Linked DNA regions of Homo sapiens: region 2 is linked to region 1. A link is an interaction called in ENCODE POLR2A ChIA-PET data of the cell type or tissue named here. Cell type or tissue: Panc1. All regions are shown on one strand. Each heading gives the region's core, and the rest is flanking DNA. Links, peaks and the distances in the headings are about the cores only. Region 1 holds the start of LINC02818 (long intergenic non-protein coding RNA 2818). Region 2 overlaps FAM163A (family with sequence similarity 163 member A).

Region 1 (16,041 bases), core at 6,023-8,522:
CAGCTACTTGTGAGGCTGAGGCAGGAGACTCGCTTGAACCCAGGAGGCGGAAATTGCAGTGAGAGGAGATTGCGCCATTGCACTCCAGCCGGGGAGACAAGAGGGAAATCCCATCTCAAAAAAAAAAAAAAAGAAAAGAAATACATTGTTGTTGAGACCATGCTTTCCATTCTTTTGGGAATTCTACTTCTGTCCCTAGAAGTAGAGTTGCTGGATCATGTGGTAATACTATTTGTAATTTTTTGAGGAACCACCATCCCCATCCCGTTTGCCACAGCAGCTGCAACATTTTGCGATCCCACCAACAGTGTCCCAGAGTTCAATTCCTCCACATCCTGTTAGGTTACAAGCTTTAAGAGGATTAAATACTGGGGCTTCATTTACACCCAAGCACATGATGATGGCAGAGGTTTAGTAAGATTGTAGTTTGAACTCCTGGGGAAAATGATTCCACAGTCCATTTGCAACAAACGGGGTAATTTGAGGACTTGGAGCTGGGGCGTCTGCTCGGACCTGTACCTCAGAGCACTCGGAGACCTGCCAGGGCTTTCCTCATCAGCTTCATGATCTGGAGCACGAAGTATTGAACAACCAAAGCCACACTCCTTTGGTAGCATCTGAGTTTTCAGTTTCTTTCTCCCTGCTTCTCTGAGCTTCTTCCCTTTTGGGAATTACACAGCAATCGGGACCAACCTAACAAAACTAGCTGGTCATTTATAGATTCTTCCAGACTGAAACTCCCCAAAGCCAACTTACCCAATATGGTGCCACCACCCTTCTTGCTTCCATGTCCAGCTGTGAAAGGTAGGATTCTAGAGCCACTGGCAGCAGTCTGGAGGTCAGGGCTGGGACTTTTTCAGGTGCAGGTTTTTCAGGAGCTGCTGACTGACCTGGGTATCCAGGTCCAGAGAGGTATCCACAGACACTGCTGTCTCCCAAAGGCAGTGGCATGAAACCAAGAGCACTGCAGCAACGTAAAGCACCCTGAGTGGCCAGGCAGGGCTGCAAGCACATGAGGCCATGGTTCTCTCCTGGAGTGGACACACTGAGGACAGTCAGCCTCTTGGTACATCAGTAGCAACTGTAGCTCTGCCCCTTGCGCAGGAGCATGGGGAACAAACACGCATCTGTCCAGCCTGAGACCAGTGTCTAGAACCATTCCCAGCCCAGCCAGTGGAGACTCCAGGGCCAATCCCTCTACTTCCAGCTGCACATCAGGCCCTGCTTCTGGGCTGTGCCTGCCCAGCGGCTCTGCTCACCCTGCCTCCTCTGCTACTGACTCCACAAAGCCCCTCAGGCCCAGCTGGAAACCTGGAAGTGGCATTTCCCTGCTGCTGACATATCTGATAGTACTTGGACTGGCGGGGACACGGGGTGCAGTTTGGATTCTGGGATAGAGCACAACGGACCTCTGCATCATGTGGGTGGGAGGTGCAAGGGAGCGCCAGAGTGAGGGCTTCCATCAGCCCCCGGCATGGCCCTTCCCAGGCTGCCAGTCCTGCAGTTATGGGTGCCGTAGACAATATGCACCTCCAAGCGGGGAGATGAGGTGGTGTACTCTGTAAAACAAGAATGCTGAGAAAGCCTCATATGGAGGCAAACAGCCATTTCCCACACCCCCAGATAGTTCAATGGTAGGTTCTTGTAAATACTGTACTTCCCTGGCTCACTAAGGTTTCCCCACAGTGGAAAGACCAGTGGCCTTGGGCCCAGGATCTAGGTTCTGGGCTCAGGTCTACACTGTAACCTGTGGCCTTAGGCAGTCACTTAGCCCCTTGGTTTCCCCATCTGCAAAATGACCCTTTCAGTCATTCCATGTTACTATTTCATGCCCCCTTTTGTTTCCTAGACTTTCTTGACTTACAGGCCTCTAGGCAAAGAAACTCAAAGCCAAAGTGTAAGAAACCTATTAGTGACCCAAGTCCAGTCAAATGAAGCTAGGACATTTCAATAAAGACGAAACAACTTGATTTTCAGAAATCCAACTCATCTACAACTTTCAGGAGTCTCCGTGTTGCATGAAGTTATGTAGAAAGGGGCCGGAAACGATCATTCTCTTGGTGAGCCCAGTGGTTTCCTCTACGATTGAGTCCACAACTTTGACCCCTGAGATCCGTTACTCTAATGGTGAACCGACGTGCTCCTACGCTGAAGTGTGCAGTAAGCCCAATCCGTGCCTGGATTTTGAAAAAACTGCCATTAGAGAGGAGAGTTAACAGAGAGAAAACTGTTTATTCAACTAACATTTATTGAGGACCTAAACTAGACACCAAACGTTTGTGTCAGGTGTTAGAGAAATAAAAATGAAAATGCCACCCCTGCCCTCAAGGAGCTTATTAAATTCCAGGGTGGAAAATTAACATGTATTTTCACAGGTGAGCTACTAAACCTTCCCAGGTATTTACTTGCTTGAGACTAAAATAAGCTACAGTGGAGACTGCAGGTAGAAAGTGGAGTCAGGTGTTCAAAGACTGGCCATAATCAGAGACTGGTGGGTCCATCTGCCTGCCAAATGTGGAATCATGACTTTAGGAAGCTGATGTTAGCCTCAGTGTTTCTTTCCCACCAGACTTTGTCCTCGGGAAAAGAGTGAAATTACTACGGATGGGTCTAGATCACTAGAGGAGGGGCAGGGAGCTATTGATCAAAGCATTTTTTAGACAGTGAAGACAGACTTGCTACCAAGCAATGGGCTTACTGCCCGACACACAGAGAAGCCAATACTATGGCTTTGGGCTTTGAGAAAAGAAAGGCTGGCCGGGCACGGTGGCTCATGCCTGTATTCCCAGCACTTTGGGAGGCCAAGGTGGGTGGATCACGAGGTCAGGAGTTCAAGACCAGACTGGCCAACATAGTGAAACTCCGTCTCTACTAAAAATACAAAAAATTAGCTGGGCGTGGTGGCAGGTGCCTGTAATCCCAGCTACTCAGGAGGCTAAGGCAGGAGAATCACTTGAACTCGGGAAGTGGAGGTTGCAGTGAGCCGAAAGCACACCACTGCACTACAGCGTGGGCGACAGAGTGAGACTCCATCTCAGAAAAAAAAAAGAAAAGAAAAGAAAGGCTTTGTTCTGAGGTCAACTGCTAAGGGGACAGCAGGCAAAACTCAAATCTGCCTCCCATATCTGGGTTTTGGGGCAAGTTTTATGGGTTAGGAAGGACTGGTTGGTATGTGAAAGTGCTGGCAGGGCAGGATTTGATTGGAAGGACTTCAAATGAGACGACTTTTGGTAAGGCATGGGGAGGGGTCTTATCACCAGAAATTCCTAGACAACTGACCCCCCACTTTTGAAAATGTTCCAGTGTTCAGGTTCCACATAAGTCCCAAACGTTTAGTTCCATGGTTGGGGAAAAGACTTTAGTTCCCAGTGTCATTTGAGGTCGAAGTTTTCTTTTCTGTGCATGCCCTGGCTGCGTAAGTTGCAACTTCTTAGCTCTGTGTCTGCAAAATAACTGGCCGTTCTGTTATCCACAGAGTAGGGCCAGATAAGACTGGTCTGGTGGTTACAAACTGAAATTCAACCAGAGATGGATGCAGATATACAGAGGATGTGCTAGGTGAAAGGCTACAGTCTTGAGAAGGTAGACAGAAATAATGTGGTAAATGAAAGCAATAAGAGGAGAAAGAAGACAGATGCTAAGATATGCTCCTGACCATTAGAATTACAGAGTTCTAGGGCTAGAAGGACCGTCAGAGGTCATCACATCCACCTCCACCTCAATGCATGACCACAGAAACCATCTGACAGGAAAGGGTGTGTCCAGTTTTGAAGGATAATCAAACAATCCTGGAGTGCAAGGTGTTCATTACAGAGCAAAGCCAGCCCTGGAAGAGCCTGACCCATGGGCACTCAGCAACTATTATTGAGTCAACCAGCTGCAAAGGCTCAAGGGAAGGGGTTTGCATTTGCCCTTCTCATTCCTCTCAGAAACTCAAGCACCTGCTACCTCGTTGTAAAAGGGAAGAAAAAGACTGAGCTACGCAAGATACGTAGGCAGAAGATACTTAAAAAGGGGTTATAACTCCCATGCGTTCATTTCTTAGACACTGGAACCACACAGGGACTAAAACAGGAGACCCAGGAGTGGCTACAGGATGGGAAAGAAGCAGATGGAAGATGCAGGACTTCCTACATCTTTGTGATTCTACAAGAAAGTGTGTTTACAGGAGCTGGATAAATGTAGCAGGCTTTGGCCACAGGGGCACTTGGATCTGTACCCCACATGGCTAACAGAGCCAAAGCCCTGTCACAGCACTGTCGTGGTTGCAGCCATGAGGCCAGATCACAGCCAGCCCAAGGCAGTGTTGAGGATGAGGAGAAGGTGGAATCTGGCACCCCTTGGCGGGGCAGCTGCAGGTGGCCGTCGTAGTGAATCAAACCCAGCAGGCACCACTCAACAAAACTACCTTCACCTCCCAGATAGCCACAGCTCACTGGGCCACCGTCATGCTTCAGCATCACCTCAGCAAACAAGCCAGTTCTCACTCCAGTTTTTAACATTTTAAGAATGTGAAACTAGAGCAAATTTCAAATAACAAGGCATAGTTGTGGTTTTCCTCACAGGGATGTTTCTACTCCTCCTATTGGCACCTGCTTTAAACATTAAGTGGAACATGTGATCTCAAAACCACTGAACGACTTTGATGTTCGGGATGAAAAAGAAAAGAGTGAAGATGGTAAGCAAGGGACCATTTGCTAATTTTTCCCAAATGCATCTGTGAACCCCTTCCCCCATAAAACAAATTGGTTTGCTTTTTAATATGGTGTGTTTTCTCCAGATGACTGTGAAAATTCCTGCTCATTGATGCTACCAGCTGGGACTGGTGGATGGAGAGTTAATCAAAACAACTACGTAAATCTACAGGTTCTCATCCTTCCTCTGCAAAAGGTTGTCTATGCACCAGAACAAGCCATCTCTCTAGTCTTTATTTAGTGTTTTGTGTGACAAAAACTTACATGCAATGCTGCCCACCAGGAAGTAAGGTAAGGCAAAATGATGGGGACTAAATGCTGTCTGAAAAATAGCCACTCCAGCCTGAGCAAAGTAGTGAAACCGCATCTCTACAAAAAAAAAAAAAATTTTTTTTTTTTTTTTTGGAGACAGTTTCGCTCTTGTTGCCCAGGCTGGAGTGCAATGGTGCAATCTTGGGTCACTGCAACCTCCGCCTCCTGAGTTCAAGTGATTATCCTGCTTCAGCCTCCTGAGTAGCTTGCATTACAGGCGCCCACGACCACCCCTAGCTAATTTTTTGTATTTTTAGTAAAGACGGGGTTTCAGTATGTTGGCCAGGCTGGTCTTGAACTCTTGACCTCAGGCAATCCACCTGCCTTGGCCTCCCAAAGTACTGGGATTACAGGCGTGAGCCACCACGCCAGGCCAAAAAAAATTTAAAATTAGCCAGGCACGGTGGTGCATGCCTGTGGTTCCAGCTATTCCAGAGACTGAGGGGGGAGGATTGCTTGAGCCTGGGAGGTCGAAGCTGCAGTGAACTGTGTTCGTCCCACTGCACTCCAGCCCAGGTGACGGAGCTAGACTCTGTCTAAAAAAAGAAAGAAAGAAAAAAGAAAAACCCTGCTCATGGTCTTCACCCAGTTTTTACTCCCCATCAGACTACAGCTCTTCATCTCTTCAAGACCCTTCTGCAAAACAGCTGCTGCATCCCCATTGGGCCTGAAAGGGTCACCCCCTCAGATGAGAGGCATGTTTGCATTTTCTTTCTACCTGGGTTTTGACCTGGGTTCTGTGCATGAAAATTTGTCAGGGGACAACCAGCCCAAATCACAGCTGGGAATATCATTATCTGCTGCAATGAGTAGCAGATAATGACCCATAGGGCCTAGTGGATTAATTATTTCTAATGCAGGGCTGGTTTCTCCTCCTGTATCCTCTTCGAAGCATGCTGCTACAAAGTCTCAAAATGTTGATCCACTTGGAGACTTTGAACAGCATATTGCTTATGGATACCCTATTGTCAGCAAAAAAGGACATCCTCCCAAACTATATATTCTTAGTCCTATTTCCCATAGATAAAAGAGGGAGGATCCTATTCAAAGGTTACAAACCTTGGGGTGGAAGGAAATATTCACCCAAACCATACGAGGGGCTTTTTTCTCCGTATGTCATTAGGATAGCTGATGTTCAACTCAGTTGTTGGCACATGTGGGTATTCGGTAAATATTTGCAAATTGAATGTGTAGCCTCATACCCAAGATTACAGAAAGCAAAAAAGTCGGGAGACAAAAGGATTACAGAATTAGGAATACTTGGAGAAGAACTAAGGACCACCAGTGGCTTTGGTATGAGGGTGTTTATATTCTCATTCTAGGAATAAATATTTTCACAGATCTTCTATTATTCAACATCATTTGTAAGATAATCCAGTAGAGAGGGGTTTCCTTTCACAGAAAACCATGGCAGTTAGGAAGCAACTCAGGCACTGTTTATCTCCGCGAGGGTCCTCAGTGAATTGAGTCGTTCCAAAGATGAATAAAGATTCCTTGTTTCCAGAAAATGGAAGGAAATCTCACAGTGCTGGAGGGAATAGGGGAAGCAGAGATAATCCATTCTCATCTTTCATATTTGACTATGAAAAAGAATTGGTATTTTAAACAAACTTAGAACTTCACCAGATGTGGGTTTTTAGATTTGAGACACAACACTTTCTAGCTGCTTCCAGCCATAGTAAAATCATAAAAACAAAGCTACCCAGAACAGAGTTTGCTTGCTTCTTGGATATGCAGACTTAATGTCATGAAGATGCCAATTTCCCACCAGATCACTAGAAAAATTAATGCAATCCTATGAAAAATATTTACTTTTTAGACAAGGTGATTTTAAAGTTCATTTGAAAGAATAAGTAATAATGCTAGAAAAATTCAGAAAAAAAAAATGAGCCACCACCAGATATTAAAGCCACAATAATTAAAACTGTGTGGTACTTATGCCTAATCAGCCAGGTCAATGGATCAGCATAGAACATTCAGAAAATAAGCACAAATACATATGAGAATCCAGTATGTGACAAAGTGGCATTTCAAATCAGTGAGGAAAAGATGGATTCTCAATCAACTATGTTTGAACAGTTATAGCAATTCAAATGAAGCATGTCATTGATTTGTTAAATTTGAATATTCACTTTCAAATATATAAATGCAGTCTATAATGTAACTTGAAGTGGAAATCACCTTGTGTGCATTAAAAATCTACCATTCAATTTAATAAACAGTTATTACTGCAAGAATAAAATGCTGCAATAATTTATGATCAAGAAAGTTTATGTACAAAAATTATTATGAACCTGAAAATAAGGAAATAAATTGGCAGTCATTAACATTGAGATATATTTAGAAAAATATTAGATTATTTTTCAAACAAACACCACATATTAAAATGTAAATAATACAAAGCAGACAAAAAATTAGACATAATTATCATCTTCATATGATTATTTAGGGTACTTTTAACAGAATAGTCTTTAAAAACTGTATTTAACTTTGTTTAGGCTATGAGTCTTAAAAAAAAAAAAAAAGTCCTATTAGGAATTCTTCACATTTTGTAAAGATGTATTAAAAATGTCAACTTTGTCCAGATGCAGAGCCCCAGGCCTGTAATCCCAGTACTTTGGGAGGCTGAGACGGGCAGATCACAAGGTCAGGAGATCGAGATCATCCTGGCTAACACAGTGAAACCCCGTCTCTACTAAAAATACAAAAAATTAGCCAGGCATGGTGGCATGCGTCTGTAGTCCCAGCTACTCGGGAGGCTGAGGTGGCAGAATCGCTTGAACCTGGGAGGCGGAAGTTGCAGTGAGCTGAGATGGTGCCACTGCACTCTAGTTGGGCAACAGAGCGAGACTCTGTCTCAAAAAAAAAAAAAAAAAAAAAAAAAAAAATTAGGCTCAGGGCTGTGCTCCTGTAGTTCCAGCTATTCAGGAGGCTGAGGCAGGAGGATCACTTGAGCCCACGAATTTGAGTCCAGCCTGAGCAACATAGAGCTCATCTCTAAAAAAAAAATTATGAAACTGACTTGTAGCATACTTTATATAAGACATTCAAACAAGATGTTTTTTTAAAGGCTGTGTGAAAACTAATCACTGAATATTTGCAGATAACAATACCAATATTGCAGGGCTTCTAACAAGCAATTTGTATACATAACCTGGTGAGCCTCACGTGGAGAACTCGTAGCTCCAAGCCGCCAGCAGCCTGTCTGACTTCAAATGCAGGGTCCAGTAGGCCTGCGACTTCAGCCCTGCTCACCACTTGGGAGTTTTTATTCTGTTTCTGATCCTCAAAGATGCATCTTGTTTTTGAGCCTAGCTCTGTCTTCTAAAATTTTCCTTGAAATATTTTACCTATTATTGTTATGTGTTTGGAGTTTCAGAGATGTGCCAACTCCAGGTGAAAGCTTCAAACGGCATCTCATGTAATATTGTGTCTGCAATTGGAGGGTTCTCGGTCTCACCGACTTCAAGAATGAAGACGCGGACCCTCGCGGTGAGCGTTACAGTTCTTAAAGGCAGCGCGTCCGGAGTTTGTTCCTTCTGATGTTCGCATGTGTTCGGAGTTTCTTCCTTCTGGTGGGTTCGTGGTCTCGCTGGCTTAGGAGTGAAGCTGCAGACCTTCGCAGTGAGTGTTACAGCTCTTAAGGCAGCGCGTCTGGAGTTGTTCCTTCCTCCCCGTGGGTTCATGGTCTTGCTGGCTTCAGGAGTGAAGCTGCAGACCTTTGCAGTGAGTGTTACAGCTCATAAAGGCAGTGTGGACCTAAAGAGTGAGCAGCAGCAAGATTTATTGCAAAGAGCGAAAGAACAAAGCTTCCACAGTGTGGAAGGGGACCCGAACGGGTTGCCACTGGTGGCTCGGGAAGCCTGCTTTTCTCTTATCTGGCCCCACCTACATCCTGCTGATTGGTCCATTTTACAGAGAGCCCAGCGGTCTGTTTTGACAGGGGGCTGATTGGTGCATTTACAATCCCTGAGCTAGACAAAAAGGTTCTCCACGTCCCCACTGGAGTAGCTAGATACAGAGTGTGGATTGGTGCATTCACAAACCCTGAGCTAGACACAGGGTGCCGATTGGTGTGTTTACAAACCTTGAGCTAGATACAGAGTGCTGATTGGTGTATTTACAATCCCCTAGCTTGACATAAAGGTTCTCCAAGTCCCCCACCAGAGTCAGGAGCCCAACTGGCTTCACCCAGTAGAGCCCCCACCGGGGCCGCAGGTGGAGCCGCCTGCCAGTCCCACGCCGTGCGCCCGCACTCCTCAGCCCTTGCGTGGTTGATGGGACTGGGCGCCGTGGAGCAGAGGGCAGCACTCGTTGGGGAGGCTCAGGCAGCACAGGAGCCCACGGAGTGGGGGAGGCTCAGGCAGCACAGGAGCCCACGGAGTGGGGGAGGCTCAGGCATGGCAGGCTGAAGGTCCCAAGCCCTGCCCCACGGGGAGGGAGCTAAGGCCTGGCAAGAAATCGAGTGCAGCGCCAGTGGGCCGGCACTGCTGGGGGACCCAGTACACCGTCCGCAGCCGCTGGCCCGGGTGCTAAGCCCCTCATTGCCTGGGGCCGGCAGGGCCGCCCGGCTGCTCCGAGTGCGGGGCCCGCCAAGCCCACGCCCACCCGGAACTCCAGCTGGCCAGCAACTGTCGCGCACAGCCCCAGTTCCCGCTCGCGCCTCTCCCTCCACACCTCCCTGCAAGCTGAGGGAGCCAGCTCTGGCCTCCGCCAGCCCAGAAAGGGGCTCCCACAGTGCAGTGGTGGGCTGAAGGGCTCCTCAAGTGCCACCAAAGTGGGAGCCCAGGCAGACGAGGCGCCGAGAGCGAGCGAGGGCTGCGAGGGCTGCCAGCACGCTGTCACCTCTCAGTATGATAATAAAAGATGTTACTGAATTAATGGTTTATCTTAAACATTGATTTGTATACTTAAGAATTAGTGATCCTAGAAAGTGTCAGATATAGGTCAAAAAGACAAAGTGTCTTTTTTTTTTTCCTGAGACGGAGTCTTGCTTTGTTGCCCAGGCTGGGGTTCAGTGGCGCCATCTCGGCTCACTGCAACCTCCATCTCCTGGGTTGAAGCAATTCTCCTGCCTCAGCCTCCAGAGTAGCTGGGATTACAGGCACCCACCACCACGGCTGGCTTTTTGTATTTTCAGTAGAGGCAGGGGTTTCACCATGTTGGCCAGGCTGGTCTTGAACTCCTGACCTCATGCTCAGCCCACATCAGCCTCCCAAAGTGCTGGGATTACAGGCATGAGCCACTGCGCCTGGCCTTTTTTTTAAGACAGGGTCTCACTCGGTCACCCAGGCTGGAGTGCAGTGGTGCAATCATGGCTCACTGCAGCCTCCACCTCCCCAGGGTCAGGTGATCCTCCCACCTCAGCCTTCTGAGTAGCTGGGACTTACAGGCATGTGCCACCACATTCAGCGAATTTTTGCATTTGTTTTAGAGACAGGGATTTACCATGCTGGCCAGGCTGGTGTCAAACTCCTGGGCTCAAAGGATCCACAAACCTCAGCCTCCCAAAGTGCTGGGATTACTGGCGTGAGCCACCACGCCTGGCTAGTGTCTCATTTTTAGTGTGTGTATGGGGGCCTTCTGTGAGCCCTAAAGTCATGTGGGCAGATTCCACAGTAATGAGTGCCCTAAACATATACATAATACGATCTGCCTACTCATTTCCTTTTCTTAAAGTAGATAATACCTTGGACCAATAGCTAAGATCTTTTCTGTTTAGCTTGATGGAGCTGCTTCTGCACCAAACATTCTATGACTCGAATTGCAACTTCAGACTTAAAATCATTTTTATTGTATCCTGTTTAAAATGACAATTCCTACAGCAACTAAATAATTCATAGCCACTCACTCCCTTATTAATCAGTATTGAGGCCTGTTCTAGTGTACGGTAGAACACTAGTATGTAATATCCTCTAGTGGTGAGTTTATGCATTAAGAAAATCTCGTTGCTGCTAATCTACTGTTGACGTTTGTGGAATGAGTATTAGGAAATTCTGTGTTCTTTGCCTTCAGGCTCATCTTATCGCTTGACTTTAGCTCTTTTCAGTGAAAGCTCATATGTTAAGATATGGTAACTCCCAAAGTTCCTATTTTTCTAAACTGCAAAAACAAGTCTTTCAGATTTTCAAAATTCAATTCAGATTTGTTAGAAAATGTTTCTATAAAATGTGTTAATAAGACCTTTGGTTTTAGTTGGGTATGGATGGGGGTGGGCCGAGCAGGAAGCTGGGAGAAGGTGGGTGAGGGGCTGAGATGGGTATTCAGGTGCTTCTGCTCTGTAATTCTGGTTTGGCAACATCTTAAGGCAGAAATTCTGAACACACCCCCACCTCCCCCACTCCCAACACATAAGGTAAGGGATATCCACACTTAAAAAACACATTCGGCCGGGCGCGGTGGCTCACGCCTGTAATCCCAGCACTTTGGGAGGCCGAGGTGGGTGGATCACAAGGTCAGGAAATCGAGACCATCCTGGCTAATACGGTGAAACCCCGTCTCTACTAAAAATACAAAAAAATTAGCTGGGCGTGGTGGCGGGCACCTGTAGTCCCAGCTGCTCGGGAGGCTGAGGCAGGAGAATGGCATGAACCCGGGAGGTGGAGGTTGCAGTGAGCCGAGATCGCGCCACTGCACTCCAGCCTGGGCGACAGAGCAAGACTCCGTCTCGAAAAAAAAAAAAAAAAAACCACATTCACAGGCTGGGTGTGGTGGTTCACGCCTGTAATCCCAGCACTTTGGGAGGCCGAGGCAGGCAGATCACCTGAGCTCAGGGGTTTGAGACCAGCCTGGACAACATGATGAAACCCTTTCTCTACTAAAAATAGAAAAATTTAGCCCAGCACTGTGGCCTGTGCCTATAGTCCCAGCTACTTGGGAGGCTGAGACAGGAGAATTGCTTGAGCCTGGGAGGCGGAGGTTGCAGCGAGGGGAGATTGCACCACTGCACTCCAGCCTGGGCAACAGAGCAAGACTTTGTCTCAAAACACACACACACACACTCACAACAGCACACCCTGGGATAGCAGCAATTCCCAGGGATCTACTTACAACCCCAATGTTTCTCCCATACTCAGGAAAGCTTCGTTAAGTAGGAATAGCACTCGAAGAATGCTACCCAAGAGCTGCAACAGATTCTAGGCAGGGTCTGCCCTATACCATTTCACTGATGGCCACAAAATGCCACCTGACAACCCTCACAGGATTCTCTAGCTCCTCAGCTTACTGCCATATGAGGGCAGTTTCCTTTCCCACCATTAATCACCACATGCCCATTTCTATAAACCTGCTATTTTGGGAAATTTAATCAAGAATCAGTCCGCTGAAAAAAATTCAGATTTATTCTTTATTCTGGTAATGGCCAACTAATCTGAATAAGGCACATCATCAGCATCTATAAGAAACAAATACAAAAGCAATCCCTGTTATACAGAAAGGGAGTGCAGAGAAGTGGGACGTTAGTATTGGCAAAGCACACATATTTTTTGTTAAGCACAAATAAGCAAAATGCAATTGAGTTTGAAAGTCAGTGTGCTGTTTCTTTTATGACAGGAAAGGCAAATAGATTTAAATTTCCTGTGCTCTCTGATGAACCAGGAGCAACTGCCTGGAGCTTTGTGTTGATGCGTCCTCAGGCCTAGAAGGAACACAGAGAGTAGGGCTGTGACTGCCGGGGGCTTGGCCAACTCTGCCCCATACAATGTGACTCAGCCTGTTGCTTCCCAAGTCTAAAATGTTCTTTTTGGTTCATGTAACTGCGCTTAGCCAAAGGCAAATTTAGTTTATAAGCCTCAGTGAGGAAAAGCAGGAGACCATTTGCCAAAATAAGAACCAATTTATGGGCTTTTCAAGACATCACAGCAAGCGGGCACAGATAATGCAGATAATACTGGAAGGAAAGGTACTGAAGACTAAGGTATTTACCTTTTTGCAGATTAGGGGATACTGATTATGTTCTCAGGCCATTTGGATTGGCCTATAGAGATACAGAAGTTATAGCACAGTTTACCAAACATCGCATGTTCTCACTCATAGGTGGGAATTGAACAAAGAAAACACTTGGACACAGGGCAGGGAACATCACACACTGGGGCCTGTCAGGGGGTGGGGGGCTGGGGGAGGGATAGCATTAGGAGAAATACCTAATGTAGATGACGGGTTGATGGGTGCAGCAAACCACCATGGCACGTGTATACCTATGTTAACAAACCTGCATGTTCTCCACATGTATCCCAGAACTTAAACTATAATAATAATAATAATAATAATAATAAAGAAGTTATAGCACAGTTTATTAGCTAGAAATGAATTTTAACAGCCCTGTCTCAGTCTGAATGAGGCAAATTTAGGCCCACATCATTAGGTATTTCACAACTTAACACCTAAAATTTAACATAAATTTACAAAAATAAGGCTTATTTTAAAGTCATCTGGAGAAACTGTTTTACAGGTATCTTAACTTTATTTAGCTCTCTGTAGAATTAACATCTTTGCAAATATATTATTCAACCAAGCATTTGCCATAAAGATAAGCATCAACTTTCCCATTGGACAAGTGATAGTGTTCAAGCTACTTGACTTGTGAAAAACAAAAAACCACCATGACTTCTCAACAAATACATTTTAAAATGAAATATGCTCAGGCTGATAAACAAACAAGATATTAAAATGGAGACTGACATTGAACTACATAGTCAACTTGAAAAACACAAGAAGACAATGCTCCTATAAAATGATATATTATTGGCTTTACAAAGACATACTGGTTTATGTTTACAACTATGTTTTATTTTCAAATGGTAAAGGAAAGGCTTCATGTTGCTATTTGAAAGTACTTCTCAACTAGCCGGGCATGGTGGCATAATTCCTGAAGTAGGAGGATCATCCCCTTGAGGCCAGGAGGTCCAGGCTGCAGTGAGCTGTGATTGTGCCACTGCACCATAGCTTGGGTGACAGAGTGAGACCCTGTCTTTAAAACAAAAAGAAAGTACTTCTCTGCAAGTAAATTTTATGGATATAATCTTTATTCTGATTAAATAAATGATTACCCTAATCAGCTATTATTTATTATTTTCTATTTAACATTCATTTTTGAAGTGCCAGAGACCTGCCTATGTCGCATAAAGTTTGGTCAGATATATGCAAATGCAGTGTTGGTGAAGATCATCTGAATAATGATCACTTTCACATGCCATATTAGTTATATTTTAGTATCACTGCTCATTGTGCTTCCTCTCTTTAATAAAGTATAAATCAAGCAATTAAAAGCTGTGTAGGCCAGTCGCGGTGGCTCACGCCTGTAATCCCAGCACTTTGGGAGGCCGAGGCGGGTGGATCACTTGAGGTGAGGAGTTCGAGACCAGCCTGGTCAACGTGGGGAAACCCCGTCTCTACCAAAAATACAAAAATTAGCTGGGCGTGATGGCACGTGCCTGTAATCCAGCTACTTGGCAGGCTGAGGCAGGAGAATCGCTTGAACCTGGGAGGCAGTGGTTGCAGTGAGCCGAGATATCGCACCATTGCACCCCAGCCTGGATAACAAGAGTGAAACTCTGTCTCAAAAAAAAAAAAAGGCTGTTAAAGGGTCAAAACCATCTCAGCGGCTAGCACTATTTAGTGGAGTCACTAGCTAAGAGAATGGTGGGTTACCAGCATGCTGAGCCTTATTAACCACCATACACTTGGGGGCTTCCAAATGAAATGTATTGAAATGTCTTTATTGATTGCTTTTTAAAATAGAAATATGAAACAAATTAGCATTACTATTTTAGTGATATGAACACCTTTAGTGATATGAACTTGTCCGCCAACTCCTGGAAACTAACCAGAAAACCTAAAATTTACCCTAAGGGAAGAAAAACCTCAAGTCCAAAGACAGTTTCTGATTCTACCAATTGGTTCTACAATTCTGGGATTACTCAAGAAGTAATTTATATTAATATACAGTGTAATGAAAGTTGTTCTGTAAGAGTAACTAAATGGCAACGTTTAGGTACCACATACAATATTGTATGCCCACAAATCATTTTTCTAAGTCAAATAAGCAAATTATCTTTGACAATAAAAGACGAATTACTAGACACACAAAAGAAAATCTGAAACCTTAAAAAATGTCAATAGGCCGGGTGCGGTGGCTCACGCCTGTAATCCCAGCACTTTGGGAGGCCAAAGCGGGCGGATCACGAGGTCAGGAGATCGAGACCATCCTGGCTAACACGGTGAAACCCTGTCTCTACTAAAAATATTTTTTTAAAAATTAGCCAGGTGTCGGGGCGGGCACCTGTAGTCCCAGCTACTTGGAAGGCCGAGGCAGGAGAATGGCATGAACCCAGGAGGCGGAGCTTGCAGTGAGCCAAGATTGCACCACTGCACTCCAGCCTGGGCAACAGAGCAAGACTCCATCTCAAAAAAAAAAAAAAAAAAAAAAGTATAGAACAAATAGAAATTAACCTAATACATTAGATAATAGATTTGAATTATCTGTACATTTATAAAATATGGTCTTATGTTTAAAAATAGTCATTTTAGTCATGAGAAGACCCAGAGCTAATATACTGCTTCTTTTAAAAATGATTTTTGAGGCCAGGTGCAGTGGCTCGTGCCTATAATCCTAGCACTTTGAAAGACCAAGGCAGGCGGATCAATTGAGGCCAGGAGTTCGAGACCAACCTGGACAACATAGCAAAACCTCGTCTCTATTAAAAATACAATAATTAGCTGGGCATTGTGGTGCATGCCTGTAATCCCAGCTACTTGGGAGGCTGAGGCACAAGAATCACTTGAACCCAGGAGGTGTAGGTTACAGTGAGATGAGATTGTGCCACTGCACTGCATTCCAGCCTGGGTGACAGAGCAAGACCTTCTCTCAAAAAAAAAAAAAAAAAAAAAAGAAGTTTGGTTGGGTGCATTGGGTCACATCTGTAATCCAAACACTTTGGGACGCTGAGGTGGGAGGATCACTTGAGGCCAGGAGTTCAAGACCAGCCTAGGCAACACAGTAAGACCCTGTCTCTATACAAAATAGTGTGGTAGAGTG
Region 2 (16,041 bases), core at 4,754-7,253, 52 kb before region 1:
TTTTTGATCCATTCCTCCATCCATGAACACTGTTTCCACCTTTTTGCTGTTGTGAATAGTGCTGCTCTGAACATGCAGGTACCTGTATTTGTTTGAGTACCTATCTTCTGGGTATACACCTAAGAATGGTAATCTTCTTAAATTTTTGCCCAAAAACTTTAAACATGAATTTATGTCAGCAAATGCTTGTCAAAAGCTCACTGAAGAGAAATATTACTCATGACAGGTTTTTAAACTTCAGTTTTTGATGCAAAACTCTTTTGTCAAACAGCTGACCCCAAATTCTAACATGTAAAAACATAAAAAGGCAGAAATGCTGTGGGTGAGTTAGACAAGGAGGCCAGGAGCTCCGTGAGATCAGCCTTCGTGTGCCACCCCCCACAGACCCGAAGAGCCTCTCAGACCTCCTGGACTCTGGGCAGCGGTTCTGATGTGCTGCTGCAGATGCCCCAAGCTCCAGATCAAGGTCACCTGCCAGAAAACTGAAGGTTTGAACACTGCTGCTTCCTGGTACACTCCTTTCAAAGAGCCGTACCTGGGTGTTAGTCCTCAGACTCCCCTGGGAGATACAGTAAGAAGCTGCTTTTTAAATATGTAATGGTGTAGTAACAACTTTCCCCTATAGCTCTCAGCCTCCCCTTTAAGAGGATCCTCAGGAGAAATTCCTCTCAAGGCTTAGTGGAAAGAAAAACTAAGCTCCTCCACACTGTGATTTGGTTTAACTGACTGTATTTCTCTTTTCACGTTGGTTGCTAAGAAGCTCAGAGTTAAATCTGCAGCTCACGTCCTGCAGTTCTGCAGACCAACCTCATGACTGACTGGCTGCATGTTGCTATGCTATCCTCCCTGCGATCTTCATTCCATTTTTATCCTACTGAGTGTACAGATGCTCCTGGACTATGATGGTGTTATGTTCCCATAAGCCTGTCATCAGTTGAAAATGCATGTCATACCTTGACAAATCCATTATAAAGTCAAAAAATTATAAGTTGGGAACCACCTGTATTTCTGAAGCACCTAAAATCCTCTTTAGGTTGGGGTAAGATGTAACAAATCATTTTCCCATCTTAACAGTTGTGAATATAGATGTCTTCCTGCCATGAACTCTGAACGTAGAACCCAGGGCTGGCCTAGGTAAGATCACGAGGAGGCCAGAGCAGCCTCCTTACACCCCATATCCCTGACTCCAAGGAAGAGACAGCACCCCAGGTGCTGATCAGGTGAAAATGGGTGAGCCCAAGGCCTTACACAGCTGTGATCAGTTTCAGTTCCACCGACCCCAAGCACCTACTTGTGAACAGCATTTTATGGAATAAAAGGCCAAATGGGGTGATCCCGAGCCACTAGGAATTCCAGAGGGTGAGGGAACATGTGCTTATGTGAGTCTGCAGTTCATGCAAAGGAGTGGAGTAGAGCATCGCATGCCCCAGGAGCAGAGGGAAGGAAGACGTTTTACAGACCATGGGACCTGAAAAAAATGAGAATTGGATCTGGATTTCCTCACAAGCAGTAGTAGGAAAGATAGTAGCATTCCAAGCAAGGGCAATCTCTTGAGCAAAGGCTTATAGGCAGGTGTGGGGAAAGGTACACGGATCAGTATAGCTAGACACTCAGGCTGCAAACTCAAAGGCCTGCAGTGGTGTGCAGTTGACGTATATGTATAAGGCGTGAGGGGTGGGGGAAGAGTATAAGGAAATAGGTGCCAAGGGGCTTGTAGTGGGGCTGGGTGCAACCCACCTAGTAACAATGTTTCTTCAAACACTGTGGAGCATAGCCAGACAGACAGACACAGACCTAATAGAGGCTCCGAGCTAGACTCACAGGGTTTGGGAGGGAGGTTCATAAGGAGAGGGAAGGCTGACGCAGCAAGGCAGGGAATATTTAGATGTCATCTCAGAGGCTGGAGGAGCCTTCAAAAGGTTTAGGCAGGACAGAAACCTAGTTATGTTTTAGAAAGTTACTACAAAATTAAATGCTCTCAGTGTACATTCATATCAAAAAATGATGGAAAATATTAACGGTGATTAATTTGGGTGTTAAGAATCTGGGTAGTTTTTCTTTTCCTTACACTTTTATCTTTACCAATATTTATATTATTAGAAAAGGATCAACAAAAGTCATATCAAAATAAAATATTTTATCCTGGCAGTAGTCTGTGGTAGCAGGAGTAGAAGGAATAGGTTGGATTTCAGCCTTTTTGAAGAGGGAGTTGGCTTAGACCAGGGCTCAGGGGGATATGAATGAAGCAGGCTGCAGCAGTCAGGATCATGCCTTCAGTTTGTGGTTAAAGCAGGCCTTGGAAGAGCCTCCCTGGCCCCTGATACTTTAATGAGAGCTGGTGGGATTTGGGACTGTGGGTGACTCTTGGCCAGCATAGAGACCTGCTCCCTCCTGAAAGCCTTAAAAGTCCCAGTGGGACCCCATTTATGGGTCTCAGAGAAAGAGCTCAGGCAGTGACAAGATGCTGTTTCCATTGAATGAATAGACAGTTGTTCCAGGGAGCATGATCTTGGCTTTCTAGACATTTGAGACTAAAAACCAAATGGTAATGTGCATTCCTATTTCCTGTTTATCGGCTCATATGGGCTTTTTACTATCTTACTGTAGATAAACAGATTTATGTTGTTTTCAAGTGGCACTCTCAGGGCATTCATAAAGATCAGTGGAGCTTTAACTCTGGGAATCCACGTGAATGATAAAGTGGAGGATATGTTGGTTAGAGGCCTGGCTTCACCACTAACTGGAACATCTTGGGCAAATCACCTCAGTAAACCAAGCCACAGTTTATGTATGTGCTAAATAGATTTGAAATACCAGCCCAGTTTATGTGAGAAGGTTGTTTTGAGCTTTATGTTAGACAATATGAAAACACTATAAAACTATAAATGGTTGTTTTCACAAAGATTGCATGCTCTGAAGAATGCCCTGGCTGTGACCCAAAGTCTGACTCTTGGCTCTGTCCCTGGAGTACAAGATATGGGCACTTGTGGCCAGGCAGGTTCATGTGAATACTATGACACATATTCAAGGGAGAGAGCCCTCTAGATAATGGGCCAAAAGGCACAGGACTATGCAAATGTATATTTATGTTATGGGTAAAGATCTCAAAGATTGACCATAACTGACAGGATAAAATAATCCACAATCACACTTCTCTTCAGAAAGGAAATTATTTATTACTTGATTATGCCCTGTTGCAAGCACATTAAGGAATTACTGATCTTGGCTCCCAAGTGTGAAATGGAAAATTTTGAACATAAAACATACTTGTAGAAATACAACAGTGTTATTTGCCAGTGACCATCATCAAGACAAGACTTTAACCTTATCAGTTAGCCTAAAGAAGTGAAATTGAAACAAAGCCAAACGCATAAGCTCGGTGATCGTTCTTCCTTGCTGTGACCATTAGTCAATATGCCAGTGGTTCTCGAAGTGTGGTCCCCAGATGAGCAACATCAGCATCACCTGGGAACTTGTTAGAAATGCACATTCTCAAGACTCACCCCAGACCTGCTGAATCAGAAACTTGGGTGGGGCCGGCAATGCACATTTTAACAGGTCCTCCAGGTGATTTTGATACTTGCTAAAGTTTGTGTGATTCCTACACAGGTACCTGCCCCAAGACAGTTTGCATTAACTGTCTTTGTGCTTTCTTATGTTTGCCTAAAATGCCTCATTCTTCCTGACAAAATAAGGTTCTTGACATTGGCTAAACTTCTAATGCTACCTAGTTACATCAGCTAGACCAGAGCTGTATTACCAGACTTTCATCACAGAATCAGAGTGTTCTCATCATTTTGGTGTTGACAGGACAGAGGGCATTTGCTGATTATAATATGTGGCAAGAACCAAGGAAACTGCAGTGTTTAAGTGTTTTGAGATCTCAGAAGTAAAAGCATCTAATGTGCTCCATGCAAAGGTCTGGTGGTACTCAGTTATGAAAACCGTAGAGACGAGGGGAGAAATGCAAGCATACACGATGGCTTTAAAATGAGGGGCTTAACCGAGAGTGAAAGTAGATTCGTGGTTGCCCAGGCCTGGATGAGAGAGGAGCATGGGGCCTGACTACCTACTAGGAACAGAGTTTCTTTTTAGGGTGATGAAAATATTCTGGAATCTGATAGTGGTGATGGTTCAACAATATGGTGATTATCCTAAGAACTACTGAATTGTACACTTTCAGATGGTGACAGTGTGAATCTTATATGAATTTTACCTCAAAAAATATTTTTAAAACCCACTGGTTTATGTGGAGGCATGATTCCACTTCTCTCTGATCTCCCCTTCTCCCACATCTAGCTGCAGTATAGCATGGGGCACGTATTAGATCCTCACAGAGTTCTCGGTTGGTTGACTGCTCTGACCCCCGAGAAAGGGGCTCAAATGAGCAGGCACCTGGGAATTAGTACATACTTGGACTATACTCTCTTGGGATGGCTTCCTGGGGCAAGTGTACCTTTACTTGGAGTAAATCCTTCCCTCCAGTGTGAGAGACTCCGCTGGGATTGCAGGGATGAGGGTGGTAAATGCAGGTTAGTTAAAAATGACGTCTTGGCCAGGCGCGGTGGCTCATGCCTGTAATCCCAGCACTTTGGGAGGCCCAGGCGGGAGGATCACTAGTTCAGGAGTTCAAGACCAGCCTGGCCAACATGGTGAAACCCCGTCTCTACTAAAAATACAAAAATTAGCTGGGCATGGTGGCGGGTGACTGTAATCCCAGCTACTCGGGAGGCTGAGGCAGGAGAATCGCTTGAGCCCAGGAGGCGGAGGTCACAGTGAGCCAAGATCGTGCTGCTGCACTCTAGCCTGGGCAACAGAGCAAGAATCCGTATCAAAAAAAAAAAAAAAAAAAAAAAAGACGTCTTGCTTCGAGCACAAGTTGTTTTCCAGTTCCCTGTGATGAGCACAAACTTGTTTATGCTATCAGGGCCGGCTTGGGAGGCCAGCTGCTGCTCCTTGACGTGGAGAAGGCGCCTCTACCAGGCTGACTCCTTTGCAGCTGGCAGACAGCCCTGGGGAACAGGCGAAATGATCTCACGGGCCGGGTGGAGTGAGCATGCCGGACAAGGACCAGGCCTCTGTGCGCATGGATATAATCAGCTTTGATAGGCAGAGGCTGAGGCTGTTTTTCCAATTAGAGCTGTTAGAGGATTCTGGCAGGGGCAGCAGTGGGCTTAATTTAACAGACCTGGGACTCATTGAATTAGCCAATGTAGAGGGGATGAGACGGACACTAATGTAAGGCTGTGGGGGCAGAGATGGGGAAGGGGAGAAGGGGACCAGAAGGGCCGGTCGGCAGGGACACAGTGAGGCCTGGTGATGTGGTCCGGGCAGCACAGGAGCATCTTCTCATTTGGCGGGCGGGAAAGCTTGTGCAAGCAGGACGGGATGGAGACTCCTCTGGTACTGGTAAGGCTGGCCTGGTGGGCTTTGCTCGCAGAATCTGGATTCTCAGAGGCCGTTGGCCAGGGTTCTGAACAGTTTCTTGTGCCCATCATCCTTCCCAGGCACCCTGAAGCTGCTGCCATCTCCTTCCCTTTCTAGAACCCAAAGTTCTAAGCCACCCTGCCAGGCACCTTCTTGGTTTGAGAATAAAGAACATTAGAGCCAGAGCAATCATTAAATGTCCTGAGTCCGCGCTTTCATGTTACAGAGGAGGCAACTGTTTCCTAGAGAAGCTGAGAAAACTTGTCTGAGAATATCCAACTCTTAGAGGCAATGTCAGCATTGCAATCCAGACCTCCCACCCCTGGCTGGTGCCGTTTCTTCAAACCGTGGTCACAGTTGGCCCCTCTGTCCTCAGCCTGTGTGCATTTCCAGCAACTTGTATCCCAAACCACTTGGATGGTTTGAAAGCCATTCATTCATTCATGTACAAAATTAGCCCGGTGTGGTGGTGCATGCCTGTAATCCCAGCTACTTGGGAGGCTGAGGCATGAGAATTGCTTGAACCCAGAGATAGAGGTTGCAGTGAGCCGAGATCGTGCCATTGCACTCCAACCTGGGCGACAAGAGTGAAACTCCGTCTTAAAAAAAAAAAAAAAGGAAAAAGCCATTCATTCATTCATTCAAAATGCAGAATGCCAAACTGTACAGACAGCATAGTCTCAACTATCTGAAGAATAAAATATGTGGAAAAGACTGAGTAGAAACATGGGGAAAGACTTAACTGTTGCTGCTTCTGGAAAGGGAGTTGATTACTGTTAATAACTAACATTTATTGGGTTTAATGACCCATCCTAACAATGACCTTATGTTGATAACATTGTGGTACAACTCCTGTGTTGCTAGGTGGCAGTGAAATTTTGTAAAACCGTTTGGGAAAATAGTTTGACAATGTTTATTTTTTAAATGTGCATTAAAAAGTATTTTAACTTAAAATAGCTGATCAACACCTTTTTTTTATTTTTCCTACCCCATGACATCCTGATGAAATAATAGAATGAATAGAAAAAGATAATCTTACTTAGTATATAAGAAAAGTGAGGTATGGAAAGGTTTAAAAGTTGACCCATGGCTACATAGATATTAAGTAGCAAATCCAGAATCTGATCCTGTTTGTATTAACCGTCAGCCACTATGTAGGACTGCCACACACTTGGCACTTTTTTATACTTCCCAAATTTTATATAATTGAGCCCAAATATTATATATATATTATATAATTTATTATATATATATTATATAATTTATTATATAATATATAATTCCCAAATATTATATAATTATATATATAAATTGTATAATTTTATATAAATTTATATAATTTAGTAAAAAAGAGAAACTAAAATAAATTGTATTTCCTGATGGGATACACTAGTTGGCTATAAGGAACATTTTCCCGATTATACCTAGCTGGCTCAGAAATTTGTTCAAACACTGGCCAGGGGCACATTTGGAATAGAAGTCCCAAGGGAGAGAGATACAGGTGAGATTCCTGCTGCCTCTGAGGCCATCAAGAGTCTGATCCTTCTGCATAGGTTGGCTGTGGTCTGTTGTGACCAGATCAGGTGGAGGCTTCCTGGAAGGCTAGGGTGCAATTCAGGGTTGGGCGTAATTGATAACAAATCTGCCCTCCACACATTATCATCTTGGGCCTTCCAGAACCTCCTGCCTTCACCAGGAATAACCTGGCCACAGCTCAACTTGCCTATGCCCCGACCTTGGGCCAAACCTGCCTCCTCTTTGAGAGCAGTGGTGGAGGAGGTAAGAGTGTAAGATGCAAAGCCACGCTGTGTAAGTTCACATACCAGCTCTGTAACTTACTGGATGTTGGAGAAAAGTTACTTACTAGACAAGTTAATTTAACCTCTCTGAACCTGTTGTATCCTCTGAAAATAAAGACAATTCTGCATTACAGAATCTGTTGTGAGGGTGAACTAAATTCACAGTTAACGCAGTGCCTGGCACATGGCAGGCATGTCTCCAGTGTAACCTTCAATAGTCCCTTCCTGCTTGGTCCAGCATTGCCCTATATACATACACAACAGACCCAGAGAAAACAGTATAGCATCTTCCCTTGAGGGGCTTATCTTGAGAAAGCACAAAACCTGCGCACATGAAGCACAGAAGGAAAAATAGACTAACATTTGCTGAATTCCTATTATATGCCCCGAAAAGAAAAAGCATACTCATTTCTTTCAGGTAGAAGATAGCCTAGAATTGTGACATGTCGCAGTGTATAAAATCTAGATGCTGGGGGTGTGGAGTATTCCTTCCAGTTCCTTTCCTTGTGATGACTTTATTTCACTGACTTAACAAGTAACTTTAATCCTCCTCATCTCTGTCCCTTCAATTATCTTGGGTAAACTGGACTCTTCTGTTGCCTGGCTACCCGGCAGGTAGTCCCAAATGTCAAAGAAAAGCTGGCCAACCTTAGAATTTGGCCATGGACGTCACTGTGGGAGGACAAATAAATATAGAACATGAAGAGATTATTCATTTAGAGCCCAGCTTCTCCAACATCTCACTGTGATTCACCAGATCAATTAAAGGCGCAGTAATTCAGTGCGTCAGGAAGGCTGTTGTGAAGAGAACACATCCAGCCTCCCCTGGTCCACAACTCCCACCCCCCATTCCTCACCCTGGCAACTGATTAGATTTGCTCCTCCCTTGCCTGGTATATAAGTTACCACTGCTTGTTTCCAGAAAACCAATTAAGAAACCATAAATTGTGGTCGACTAGAAAGGTCACTGCACAAGCTATAAATACAGGCATTTCTAAACTGTGAGTGGAAGTCTCTGAAGCACATTATCTCCTGTACACCCACATCTTCCAACTGAGGTTTTCTTTGATAAAATGAGAGAACATGAAGACGGAGATCAAAAAGGCATTCCCTGGGTTTTCGTTCTGTAGCCTGCTCTCTTGGGTGTAGCTGGGAATTCTGAGCCTCCAGCAGCCCAGCCCACACTCCAGCTTTGGTTTTGGTTTGTTGTTTTTGTTTTGGGGGAGTGGGGAGGGGGTCATAAAAATGATCTCTTCACAATGTATAAGTGATGTATGAGTTCGAGGCAAAACCTTTAAAACACTGAAAAACACAATGGAGAAATAATCCATAATTCCACCCCTTAAAAAAATGGTTAGCACTTTAGGATATATTATTCCAGGCTTTTTAATAGGCTATATGTACACATTTGTTTTGCTTTCAGAAACATATTTAAAGAGTGTCATTTACTAATACTGTTTTGTAGCCTGTTTGCTCAGCAATATTTGATAATATTATTTTTCCATGGTATTCTACATGTGCCATAGTGTATTTAGCTTCCCCCGTTGTTAAGGAATTTGATTCCTTACAGATTTCCCTTCATATATAATGCTGCAGTGAACATCGAGTTGACATCTCTTCACATAACCATAATTATTTCCTTTGGGGAAATGCTTGAAGTGGAATTGCTGAGCCCTTGATCTTTAAGACTGGTGTATGTTGCCAAATCACCTTCTGGGGAGGTTCTACTAGTGTATACTGGTGGCCATTTCCCCACTCCCTTGCCAAAAAGGGGCTAGTAATTAATACTTTTTAATCTTGACCAAGTTGTTGGATTTAAAAAGATGTTATTTTGTTTTAATCCAAATAGCCACTTAGTACCTACTAACACATCACAAAAGGCTCCCAGAGCCACACAGGCCCTAACCTGGAGTGGATGCTCCTTCCCACCAGCCCTGGCTAGGCTTTTCTGAGCTCCCTCACCCTCAGGATGGCAACAGTGACAGCAGCAGGGTCTCAGGTCTCCCCAGGGTAGATTCAGAGCCAGGCATAAGTTGGATGTCCTATTCAACCCCAGAGAAAGAGTCTTAGGGCCAGCCACCAATCTGGGCTGCAGGCCTGAGTGCCATGCACAAAGTAAAACGAACACAGGTTATGGACCTAGGAGCAGAGCTGGGCTCTTCTACTTCCCCACCAAAGCCTCTGCCCAGCAGCGAAGAGGGTTCCCCAGGGCTCAGCCTTAAGGGGTAATACCAGCCACGTGTGTGTAGCACTTAGCCACCTGCTAAGCCCTCTGACATAATTGTGCCCATTGAATCCTCAAGACAACCCAGTAAGGAAGACACAAGTATTATACCCATTAACAAATGAAAGTATCAAGGTTCAGAGAGATTGAATAACTTTCTCAAAGTCTCAAGGAAAACCAGGATTTAAATTCAGACCTCAGGACTCAAATCCTGAGCATTTCCAAAGTGACCTGTAACCTGTCTAGCCCCTGGCGTGTCTCAGCCCAAGGCCTCTGTCCTCATCCTTAAGTATCTGTGTGTATTTCAGGACCCAGGAGCCGAGGCCCTTTCCCGAGGGTCTGGCAGTGGAATGAGCTGGCTGACAAAGCAGGGTGCCAGAGTTCTCCACTGGCTCCTTGCCACCAGCTCTGCCTGCACCCTGGCCGCATCAGGCCTGCTGCCAGGAAAAGGGAGGGAGACCTTCCTACCCATCAGAGATGTAGAGGATGAATTAAAGTCCATTAGCAAACCGTGACATCCTTTAACATACAAAGCAGTATTATTAATAATGTTTGAAATGAGATTATTTCGAAAACATTAAGTGGTCATGGAACAAGTGGTATCAGACCCAAAGCAGAGTCTTCCAGTTCCTAAGCAATCTCTTTAGCCCGAGGCTCCTCTTAATTTGTAGTAAATAGAGAGCTATTTAGCTGGGCTATTAGGCCTTTGAGCAAGGAGAGCTCACCCTAAACACATCTATTCCTGAGACCTGCTTGATCTAAAATGCACATCAATGATAGCTCAAGGTGCCAGCATGCAATGTGTTCATTCAGCTGGTGTTTATAGAGATCCTACCATGTGCTCCAGGGATACAGAAATGAACAAGGCATAGCCCCTGCCCCGAAGGTTCCCTCGCGCACAGTTTTGTGCAGATAAATGGTTCTGTAATCAAATAACGACATGACCCTGAGAGCATTGCTATAATATTAGAAGATCTACAGCACCTGCTCCACAGGCAGGGGTGAAATCAGGAAACACTTCACAGAGGAGGAGCCTTGCGTGAGGAGTAGCCAGGGCCTGAGCATGAGGTCTAGACACACCGCTCTACAGCTCCCCCAAAGTGCCAGCCTTTCTCCTGTCCAGGAGCAGGGGCGGGACCTGACTCCATGTGTTTTAGGGAACTTCTGTCTGGTGGCAGAATGGAGAAGGGCCTGGATATGGGAGGACTGGAGCTCAGTGAAGAACCCACTGCAGGGCCGAAGTGAGAGGTGGTGGCAGTTGTCCTGGTGGAGATTGGCAGTGCCCAAATCCAGATCACCATGGGAAGCCCCAGGGGCACATTTAACCCCCCAGCCTCCCACCCATAGAGACACCCTGGGTCTGGGTGAAATCTGGGGACCGTTACAAAGCGACCTGGATGTCAACCAGGCTTGGAAACTGCTGGTCCAGGTGCCCTCCAGCTCAGAGATTCTAGGAGACAACAAGTTAATATATGGGCTTTGTAAGCTGTGAAATGCTATGCAAATATGAGTGATGTGTTTTTCAGGATTTTCTCTATAAAGGTAATTTTGTCAACCACCACCTAATCACTTCTCACAATGTGTAATCAGTGGCAGGTTTGACTTCAGTTTCCTTCTGCATCTATTTCCCTGCTCCTCTAGTCTCCAGTCAAGCCAAGAGAATTCTTCTCCAGCCAAGGGAAATCATTCTGAAACTGAATAATCCTCTCTCTTTCCCACCACCCACTCACCTGTTCATAGCTTTGGTAAATCCGAACGATATTTCTCTTGTTTGAAATAAAACTGTTACTCCCAGACTGCATTTGTTAACCATCTGGAGCCCATTTACTTCCTCCTAGGGAAGATTCCTCACCCTGAAGCTCACAGGGAAAGCCTGCTCTGAACAGGACCTGCTCTTCCACTGGCCCTGCTGCTTTCTTTTACATGACAAAGCCTGTGAGAACCGGTATAGATCACTAATGGGCTGAGTCCAGATAAACTCAATGTGAAGTGGAGCTTTCGGGTTTGCGGATCCTAGCCCTGCCTCTTACCAGTGGCATGGGTTTGGACAGTAATTTAAATTTCTGAGCCTCAGTTTTACTGTCTCCAAAGCGGGGAAAATAATATCTATATCCCAGGGATCTTGCAACATTGAATGATGTGATGCATGTTATATATCTGGTATGGCATTATGCAGGAATATAGAAATGCAGGGTTGCAGCTTTGCGGAGGAAAGAGGTCACAAAAAGGGGGCTCAAGAAGTCTGCAAACAAGGCACCCTGGCTGTGACTACCTTCCAGTGCAAGGTCCAACCCTCCAGCCTGCCTCACTCACCAGGTGGGGTGTTTACCTGGCGCAGAGAATTGCCGCCGTCTATGTGCACTGTGGTGCTGTGCCCAGGGCTGAGCCCTTGCTTGCCCACCAGTGTTCCCTTAAACAGTCTCTTCATTTAGTACATGTCAGCCTCCACTCTCCAGCCCATGCTGACATGGAGCAGGCCTCCCAGTGGGCATGTCTGCCACCAGACTCTCTTCTATGAGCCCAAAGATCACTCTGGTCAGCCATTAAAAACACAACTTGAAATAAGTAAAATTTGTGGTTATTTAATCTCAAAATCTTCAGTGCATTCCCAGGGGAGCAGAGAGGAGACTAGATTTTTTTTTCTTTTTTGAGATGGGGTCTCACTCCGTCACCCATGCTGGAGTGCAGTGGTGCTATCTCAGCTCACTGCAACCTCCACCTCCCAGGTTCAAATGATTCTCCTGCCTCAGCCTCCCAAGTATCTGGGATTACAGGCACCTGCCACCACACCCAGCTAATTTTTGCATTTTTAGTAGAGATGGGGTTTCACCTTGTTGGCCAGGTTGGTCTTGAACTCCTGACCTCAGGTGATCTGCCCACCTTGGCCTCCCAAAGTGCCGGGATTACAGGCGTGAGCCACCGCCCCCGGCAGGGATCAGATTCTTATTTTTCCTCCTCTTCTACCACTCTTCCTTCCCCTTCTTTTCCTTATTTTAGAACATCATTGAATCTTGGATCCTATCATCCAACCAGGAGGATGTAGACCTTGAGGTATCTCTTAAAAGAGAAGGGTGGAGAATGTCCTGGGCATGAGCTGCAGTGGTGAAAGACTTAACATTGGTAGGGTGCTATCACATGGAAACTGGTCTGGGAGGAAGGCAAAGTCATTAACTAATCGAGTAATATTACCCAGGATGAGAACACAGGCACTCAAAGGCAATTAAAGCCTTGTCCAGGGTTACACAACTAAAAAAAATGGTACAAACTGAATTTGGAACCCAAGATATTTACCAAAATCCACAAATAAAGCAACCATATTTTGGGTTGTGGGAAATCATGGCAGAAGAGTAGGACTAGGGCTACATTTAGGAGGGCTGAACAGGTGAGGCTGTGTTTTATGTAGTGGGCAATAGCAACCCCCAGAATGTTTTAGAAGAGGGAAAGGACATGACCAAAGAATGGTTTAGGAAAGTGAATACAGCAACATACAGAAAAGATGGAAAGGAGAAGAGATTGGTAGGAAAGGGACTGTTTGAAGTATGACCCTCAACCCAGATGGTAGCAGTAGGTACAGAAAGCAGTGTCAAAGATAATGCCATGGCTCCAAGCCTAGAGACTGGAGGGATACTATTAACAGGAGTGGGAAGTATTAATAACAGCTGACTTCCTTTTTTTTTTTTTTTTTTTTTTTTTGAGCTGCTGTTATGGGCTTGCCACTGCAAAACTAAGAGGTTTTTTGTCAACTTTCTCATTAAGTCTCCTAATGGCCCTAGAATGTATTTACTAGTCTCCCCATATTACAGATTTTGGAGATGGGAAACTGAGGCCCAAAGTGATGAGGTGATTTGCCCAGTTTACACAGCTTATAAGGAGGGGAGCCAGTATTTCAACCCAGGTCTGGCTGACAGTCTCTAGAATTCACACTTTTAACCCAGCACTGAGCAGCCCCTCCAACCCACCTGCAGATACAGGCTGGATAAACGACGAGTTGGTTCGGCAAGTGAGGCAGACCTGGCCTCTATAGCTTTGTCTCCCCTAAGAGATCAAACTCACCCTTCCACTGATCTGGATGGATGGCAGTCAGCACTCACTGAGATTAGGATTTTAGGATTAGGTCAGATCACTCCTGACCTCAGGTGATCTGCCTGTCAACTTTGAAGACACAGTTGAAGATACTCACTCCACAAAAGGTCCACTGTCAAGGTGGGAGAAGGCAGCTCCAGCTCAGACTGGACAGACCTGGGAATATAGTGGCCTTTAGAACATTAGAGAATGAGGACACAGAAGAGACTAAGTAGAAGAAAGTTGTGGGATAAAAGAGGGAAATTCCTCCAAAACCCGGAATATTCTTAAGTAAGGGATGATGGATAGGCAGCCAACCAGGGAGAAAAGAACAGAACACGAAAGGAAACAAACTAGAGCTCCCATCAGTTATTTGGCCTGCATTTCTCCAGCAATAGTCCCTTTTAGGCCCACTGTACCCAAAGTCTAACAGTCCAGCAAAGCTCCCCTGAAGCCCAGCTCAATCATCCAGCCTAGGTGTCTTTGTCCCAGACAGAGGCTGTTAGTCTTAATCTCAGATAATATATTATCTCAAGATAATATAAACGTCCAAGAGAAAGGAAAGGCCCAAGGAACCTAACGTTATGAGACTTCAGTGTCGGCAGTAACACTGCCGACTGGGTCTAAGGACCCAGGCACGAGAGGCCCCTATGCTGGCCCTCCTCAGGCCGTACCACATCCTCCATGGAGAGCAAGCCTGTGCCCTCCCTTCTAGACCATATCCTTGCGCTGTCCAAACAACCCAAAGCTGCTTCCCGGGCCCATGCAGGCCTCTTCCCCCTGCTCTCTCCTTCCAAGGGTATGCATACCCTGTGCCTGCAGCATGGCCAGGAGGCAGTTCTTTGGGGACAGGGGATGGAACCTGTACAATTAGAGCTGGGGTGTTCACACTGCATGTACATGAGGCTCCTAAGGGGTACAGTCTAGGGTGGAAAAAGAAGGGGAATAGGCTGCAGGCTGGCAACTAAGCCAGCTCTTCCCATGCCGCCACATTTCAGCATGGAGCTGATCTTCCAGGTGTTCGAGGATGGAACGCGTTTTCATTTAACAGTTGCTAACTGGATTTTTAACTTTTAAATATTTAGACATATCATCTGTGGCCTCCATTTATATTTTTGCCCTCACCCCTACAAATGTTAGGATAGCAAGATCTTGAGTTGAAGGAACCGTAAAAGTCATTCATTCCAACCACCTAGCCAAGCTTGCCGTCCCACCAAAAGCTTAATCACTTCCAATTATGATTGGATGCTGGTCGAACTGCCTCCTGAAGTACTAGCTCATTCGTCTCTGCAGTTTTCTCACTGCTAGCAGCGGTCCTTTATTCCGATGTCTTCCTGTTCCAGAAACAGCATTTAGTAGTATTAAGTTGAAGGCTCACTCTGCCAGGCAATGGAGTATAGAGATGAATGAACTTTGACTCATGGAGACCAGGCTCCAAATCCTGACTGCCACTTACTAGATGTGTGACCTTGAGCAAGTTTCTCAATCTCTCTGATCTTCAGTTTCTTCATCTGTAAAATGGAAATAATAATTCCCCAGCTCTGTTGCCTCAGCTAGAGTGCAGTGGCAAGATCATGGATCACTGCAGCCTCAGACTTCTGGGCTCAAGCAATCCTCCTGCCTCAGCCTCCTGAGTAGCTGGGACTACAGACACATGCCACCATATCTGATTGTGTGTGTGTGTGTGTGTGTGTGTGTGTGTGTGTGTGTGTGTGGAGATTGGGTCTCTTTATGTTGACCAGGCTGATCTCAAACTCCTGTGCTCAACAAATCCACCCCCGCTTAGCCTCCCAAAGTGGTGGGATTATAGGCATGAACCACTGCTCCTGGACTTTGGTCTCCATATCTTAAACAGAAGGCCCAGTCTCAGTGACGAGGGATGTAATTAGTGCCAATAAATAGTGACTTGATTATTAATGTTACCTGTTTACGTTCACACTTGTTCTCATGGCAGAAAGGCTGGAGTTTTACATAGGAAGACCTGAGAACTAGTGTCTGCGCCTCCACTTACTAGTTGTGTTACCTTAGACAAATCACCTCTTCTCTGTGTGCCTCCATTAGTTACCTATCAATAAAATGGAGCTGATGATCTCCATCACCTCACAGAGCTCATACTAAAACACCCCTACCAAAAAGTCATTTCTTCATTCATTCATTCTGTAAACATGCACGAAAGGGCTACTTTGTATTTGGTGCTGAGATAGAAAAGTGTGCCCAGCTCCTGCACTCAAGGGACCCATACTCTAGTGGATGAGACAGATAATAAAATATATATATATATATAATAAAATACAGTGTGACAGGAGCTGGCATCCTGAAAGAGGGGACAGCTGGTTTTGCCCCAGAAAGGGTGCATAAAGAAAGTAGCATCTGAGAGGGATTAGTGGGGAAGAGAATATCATGAAAAAAAAAAGGCATGGAATCATGTAGTTTTGTGGAACAGAGATACAAAATAAAATGAATCTTTCCTTCAAGTGACAGGTCTTTAGATATCTGACAAAGATATCATAGCCTATCCCCCATCCTTTC

The links. ChIA-PET counts read pairs that join two places held together with the same protein. Peaks named below come from ENCODE experiments on the same cell type or tissue, not always from the same donor. Only the 100,000 strongest peaks of a DNase experiment are listed, where the experiment ranks them.
Region 2: POLR2A ChIA-PET joins it to region 1 with 12 read pairs; 5 of 35 experiments call an interaction of 5 or more read pairs at or near these places.

The regions. Positions count from the first base shown.
Region 1 is chr1:179,827,639-179,843,679 of GRCh38, forward strand. It overlaps LINC02818 (long intergenic non-protein coding RNA 2818), which reads right to left and starts at 8,950. Exons shown (of 3, transcript XR_001738312.3): 1 at 8,161-8,950; 2 at 757-2,177. TOR1AIP2 (torsin 1A interacting protein 2) reads right to left here. Exons shown (of 7, transcript NM_001199260.2): 7 at 12,338-16,041. In Panc1, for the core only: no CTCF peak of the experiment used is centred there; no DNase peak of the experiment used is centred there.
Region 2 is chr1:179,777,101-179,793,141 of GRCh38, forward strand. All of the region lies in intron 1 of FAM163A (family with sequence similarity 163 member A), which reads left to right. Among named protein-coding and RNA genes, the nearest start is that of MIR12116, 19 kb to the right of the region's middle. RefSeq lists an enhancer at 11,190-11,737. In Panc1, for the core only: no CTCF peak of the experiment used is centred there; no DNase peak of the experiment used is centred there; H3K27me3 peaks cover 190 bases.